Linked DNA regions of Homo sapiens: region 1 is linked to region 2. Evidence: read pairs that join two places in POLR2A ChIA-PET (ENCODE). Cell type or tissue: MCF 10A. All regions are shown on one strand. Links, peaks and the distances in the headings refer to the core of each region. The heading gives the core; the rest is flanking DNA.

Evidence for each region. Peaks named below come from ENCODE experiments on the same cell type or tissue, not always from the same donor. Only the 100,000 strongest peaks of a DNase experiment are listed, where the experiment ranks them.
Region 1: POLR2A ChIA-PET joins it to region 2 with 13 read pairs; 3 of 35 experiments call an interaction of 5 or more read pairs at or near these places.

What each region holds. Positions count from the first base shown.
Region 1 is chr12:52,493,284-52,496,092 of GRCh38, reverse strand. No RefSeq gene overlaps it. Among named protein-coding and RNA genes, the nearest start is that of KRT6A, 1.4 kb to the right of the region's middle. In MCF 10A, for the core only: no CTCF peak of the experiment used is centred there; DNase peaks (open chromatin) are centred at 462 and 1,392.
Region 2 is chr12:52,142,147-52,144,955 of GRCh38, reverse strand. No RefSeq gene overlaps it. Among named protein-coding and RNA genes, the nearest start is that of SMIM41-AS1, 25 kb to the right of the region's middle. RefSeq lists an enhancer at 136-953. In MCF 10A, for the core only: a CTCF peak has its summit at 1,275 (motif pointing left); a DNase peak (open chromatin) is centred at 1,225.

The DNA.
Region 1 (2,809 bases), core at 42-2,541, 350 kb before region 2:
GGTTCCCAGAGCATGCCTGGCAGCTGGGAATGGGAATTTTTTTAAAAAACCTCTTAGTAGATATATAAGAGAATGTCATATAAATTTAGCAAAAGGAGATACACTGGTGTCAGGAAATTAAACATGGCACTTTATATTGCTGGTGCTGTCTGATGCACACACCAAGCCTAGATTGAATAAGATGTTGAAGTTAAACCATCCTCTGATAGACTAAATGAATTACATTACATATTTTATTCAGGGATGAGTTCACCCCCACACTTAAAAAGACAGGAACTCATTAGTGAAAAAGGAACTGATGCAGTTGGCACTGCTGGTTAATAGCAGCTGCCCCTGTGTGTGTACCCCAGAGAACAGCCTGAGACCCAGCAGAGGATGGGCAGGGGAACCTGACTCCATAAGAGGGAGAGCAGTCTTCTGGGCTCCTGCCAAGAACTCAGAGGTTGGATCCTCTCTCCAACCACCTTTCCTTCCAATCACTCAGACAACATGCTGCCTCCCCCACTGGGCGGAGCTCTGTCTGCCCCATGCTGCTGCTCAGCAGAGTGGCTGCAAGCTTGCAAATTGCTCTTCTGATCCTGTTGCTCTTCTGCCTTCTGCGGCTCTGTGTGGCATCTGGGAGCAGGGCAAACCTCTATACATGGCTTCCTAAGTCCTTACTAATGTGGCACAAGCCTGCAATGTTGGTTTCATTTCTCTTACCGGTCTCTGAACCACCCTCCTCCCCCACACACATACCCTGCACTTGTGTCCCTGTTCTTGACGCTTCTTGTGGGCCTCTACATACAAAATGTCTTCATACTTTCCTATGATAATATTAGCTTACCTTCGGTGAGAAATTATATGCCAGATGCCTTGCTAAGACCTTCAATTAATTATCTCACTGAAGCCTCACAATAGCACTTTGAGGCCGGTGCTATGTTCACTCCCAGTTTACAGGTGTAAAAACAAGGCACAAAGGGTTTAAGAAAGTGCAGAGGGACACCCAGGTGCTTGGTCATGAACCTGAGCCCTCTGTCTCCAAAGTCCATGCTCTTAACCAGGGGTTGGCAAATGTTTTCTTTAAAGGGACAAATAGTGACTATTTTAGGCTTTGCAGGGCATACAATCTCTGTTGTAACTACTCAGCTCTGTCTTTGTAGTGTGAAAGCAGCCGTGGACATTGGACATTGACACAGACATAGGACACTGGGTAAATGCATATAGCTCCCACCTGAATTGCCAACCCTTCTTACCCATCCTAGCATCATTCATGCCAAGCCTAAAGCCTCTATCCCAAGAGAGTAGAGTGGGTCGGAGCACATACCAGAAGGAACACTTCTTTCCCAGAACTGGGTGGAAGCACATTCTTGGTCAACCATTGTGCAACCAGGGTGGAGGGAGGGGAGCTGCTTCCGTTGTCTTGAGAAGGTATCTCGTTCTTGCCAGACGCTGAGTTAGCACCTCCTTTAGACAGGGAACACCCTGTTCTCCTGGATGCTGTGTCCCCCCCTCCAAATGTTGGAGAAATGGGACTGCTTTTAAAATAGTAACAAGAGCTTTCCTGAGGCTCTTCTTAGCATGGGAGTTTGTTCTTCCTCCTGCGGTTGCTCATTTATCCATAGGTTCTCACAGAACAATATTGCCCAGGATTGCTCTCCATTCTCCTCATGCACAGTGCTTAATGCATGGACTGGAGAAGTGAAGCTCATTCCTCTGTAAACCAAGCACACTCACCTTTGTCAGCCTGCCCACCCTCCCAGAAGGTGTATATGGATTTGAGATTTCAAGCACTGAGATCAGAAATTAAAATGTGGAATTGACATGTTACATCATCACACTTGTAAGGGCACAATTTTATGATTCACAGCTTCCATATGCCCCTTGACTTTCCCTACACACCCAATTAAACTGTCTGACTCTTGATTCTTAAGAAATGTCAAAATCTGTGGGAATAAAAATCCAGTGAATTCCTTAATGATTTTTATATCACTCATTTTCCGTTGTTTAAATTAAGCTCTATGTAAATGCTCCAAAACAGCAGGGAGAAGGTGTCTATAAATTTCAACTGGAAAGGCAGATTTACATGAGACTAAGCTCAATAGGAAAGCAAGCACTGGAGAGAGAGGTGCAGATATGGAAAGAAACTCCTGGCAGAAGTCAGGTCTCTGAGCACCCTGGGCAATGTCTGCTCCCTTCATTTTAGGTAAACGGCATGTGGGCAGGTGATCACACAGTACACAGAACAAATGTTGCTCCTACAGTGTAAAGACTCAACTCCTCTGTCCCTCTTGCCTGACAAAGGAGGGTTAGATCCCCAAAGCAGACCCCGTTCCTATGTCCAGGACACAAGGGAGGACAGCCAGGAGCTCCAGAAGAACTGGTCCAAATGCAGTGGAAAAAACACAACAGGCTACTTCTTGCTCAGGCCATCGGGCAAATGCCCATACGCCCTCAGGAAGGATCCCACTCAGAGGGTGAGGCTGGTGCAAGTGGAGTAGAAAACCTGTGTGGGAAGGGGGCACACAGGGAGTGTCTGATGAAGAAGAAGGAGGGGACAATTATCACAGATCAGCTCCTTGTCTCCTTTGTTTGAGGACATGACTAACTCATGACTTCAGTGAATGTATACCCGGGCTTATTGTGTTAGGATCAAGTCAAGGCTGGAAGGCAGGAGAATTTCTCTATGACTAAAGGAAGCCAAAAAGCAATCTTCATATTTCATACCTTTCTAGAAACTGGGTGTGATCTCACTGTTGGTAAAGCCCAGCCCTTCCCAACCTGCAAGCTCACCTTCCAGGACTGGGCCCAGCCCATGCTCTCCATATAT
Region 2 (2,809 bases), core at 80-2,579:
AGGGGTGTCTGAGGACAGTGGGAGCTGGGGAGAGGCAGAGGATCCAGGGATGGGTAAAGGCCAGGCCTCTGGGCCAGGGCTTCCCCAGATCTGCGCCAGGAAGTTCTTCTAGTCATCTAACCTCGATTCCCTACGATGCAGTCCAAGAGGAAAAGGAGATTCTCCTCCCAGTGAACCTCTCCCCTCCAGCTGCCATCCAGGCCCAGGCCCCGGCCCCTCTTGCCTGCTGACCACTCGGGCCCCTAGCCCCACCCCAGCTGGTCTCCCTGCCTGGGCCCCGCCCTCCACTACGGGCTCTTCACTAACGGTCAAGGCCCCAACACTCAGCCATCCCACCCAGCAGCCTGACCCCCACAGATCCTCACCACACCAGACCGCTATTGCTGTCAGGAGGTCCCACATCTTCCACCTCCCTGGTTTTGCTAGGCCGCCCATGGCCTGGAGTGCACTCCCTGGTGAAATCTTGTCTTTCCTACAAGGGGAGCGTCCCCTCTCTGAGCCCGGACCACTGTGCTCTGTGGTCTGATGGCCCTTTCCCCGCCCCTACCCCACAGCTTTGTGGTGGGCCTCTGCCACCCTCCAGCCCTCCAGCTTCCTGAGGGCACAGCCTCTCTGGGCGCAGCTCTTGCTGCCTGGCACAGCTGTGACACCTCCATCCCTCCTGCTACTGTGTGGAGGCCAGGCCCTAGGTGCTTCCCACTGTCCCTTCAACAGTCCTGCAACATTGGTGTCCTTCTCCCCATTGTACTTACAAGGACACTGAGGCTACAACCGTTTTAGGGATGAACCAAGGTGAAGAGTGGGGATTACACCTCAAAGCTCGCCCTCCAAAGGAGCCTGCTGAAGATCTGCCTCCAGTGGGTGATGAGGTGGGGAGCCCTGGGGAAGGAGCTGGAGGGCAAACGAGGCCAGGCCCAGCCTTTCACCTATGTCCAAGGAATCCTACCGTGAGGTCCCCAGGCTCCACAGAACCCACACCATGAACTCTGCCCACACCACACACACACACACACACACACACACACACACACACACACACACAGCTAAGCTGCATGTACACACCCACCCAGCTCCTGTACCCCCACACCCCGAGGCCTGTACCCACACACAGACGTGCTCCTCCCCAACCCCTCTCCTGGCCTTCTCCACCCACACCCAGACCTGCCGGGCAGGCCAAGCAGGCCCAGCTGCCGGGAGAGGCTCCAGAGGCTCCCCACCCCCACTTGGAGCCAGGATGCTGGGGTTCTGTGGGGCAGGAGCGCCCCCAGCTGACAGGTGTGGGACACATAGGGGACAAGGACCCAACCCAGGACCCAGACCAGAAAAAAAGAGTCCTCCGTGCCCCAGACCCCCTGGCCACCCACTGCTTCTAGAACTTACTGAGCACCCAGGCCCAAATTAGAGGGCATGACCCAGGGGAAGAGAAGAGAGGAGGTCAGGCCTGGCACCACGCTAGCAAAAACACAGTGGCCAGAGGCAGGCAGCGTGGCCAAAGTGTAGATGTTGCCTCGGGCTCAGTGATGGAGGGGCCAGGGGCTGGAGATGAAGAAAGGATCTCATGCGACTCTCAGGTTTCTGGGACTGGCTGGCTGGGGAGACCAAGGGGCTGGGAAGGCGGCTGAAGAGCTCATCTCAGACATGTTGGGTCTGAGGGACCTGAGCAGCTTCCTGGTGGAGGCCAGCAGGAGGGGGACACTCACGTCTGAAGCTCTGGCTAGTCAAGGGACATGGCAGGGAAGCGGGGAGATTCCTTATGGCCCACTGTCCCCCTGTCTGGCCTCTGCCCCATGCTCGTGCAAGTCTTCTCTTCTCAAAATGGGCTTAGTGCAGATAAGCCTCTGCTAAGGTCCCTTCCTGCCCTTGTGCTTGTCATTACCCGCCCACCCTCTCTCCACCGGGCCTCAGTGCCCTGCAGAGCCCTCCTGAGGACACACACTGAGGACACAGGTTCTATCAACTCCCATTAATTGAGCACTTACTATGTGCTAGGCACTTTGCTAAGGAGGTCACCAGCCTGAGTGAACATGGGGTCACTTTGACATCAATGCCCAAGTCAGAGAGGCTCCTGGCCCTCAGCTGCGTGCTGCAGGGCCTCAGGTAGTCCCTCAGAAAGTCCTCCAGTTAATTTCGGGGCCCCAGGAATACTGCCCTATAAGCAGGAGCAAGCCTGCACTGGCTGTGCTCTGCTTCCCTGCGAAGACACCGCTGCCTCCGTGGCATGAGAACTCTGCTCTGGAGAGCACCCATCCTCCACCCATGGCCAGCTCAGTCCTCAGCCCTCAAAGCCTCAGTTGTCTGTGACCGGATGCTGAGGAGGAGGGATGGGGAGCAACTCTTCCCTCTCTAAACACCATGCCCCAGGCCCTGAGGCCACACTGTTTAGGCCAGAATCTTAGAGGCCTTCAAAAACAAGTCTCCCTCATTCCCTGGTCCCAATCTCCTTAACCTCTAAGGGTCCCCTCTTGGCAGCCCTTCAAGCAAGCAGGGCTGACACTGAGCCTACCCTATCCACTGTCTCCCAGCCCCCTTACTCCCCAAACACCTGCTACACAGACCTCCAGCCTCTTCCACCAGTCCAGACACCAAATGCACCAAATACACCAGATATTATCATTACTGTACCCAACACTTTACTGTATGCTCTAGACTATGCCATTCCCTATATTATCCCTATAATAAGGACAACTGAGGAGGAGACTGAAGGTCAGAGAGGTTAAGTCATCTACTGAGGTCACACAGGTAGATTGGAACCAAGGCACATGCAACCCCAACCCTTCAGGGTAACGCCTGAATCCCCAGCACTGCTCCA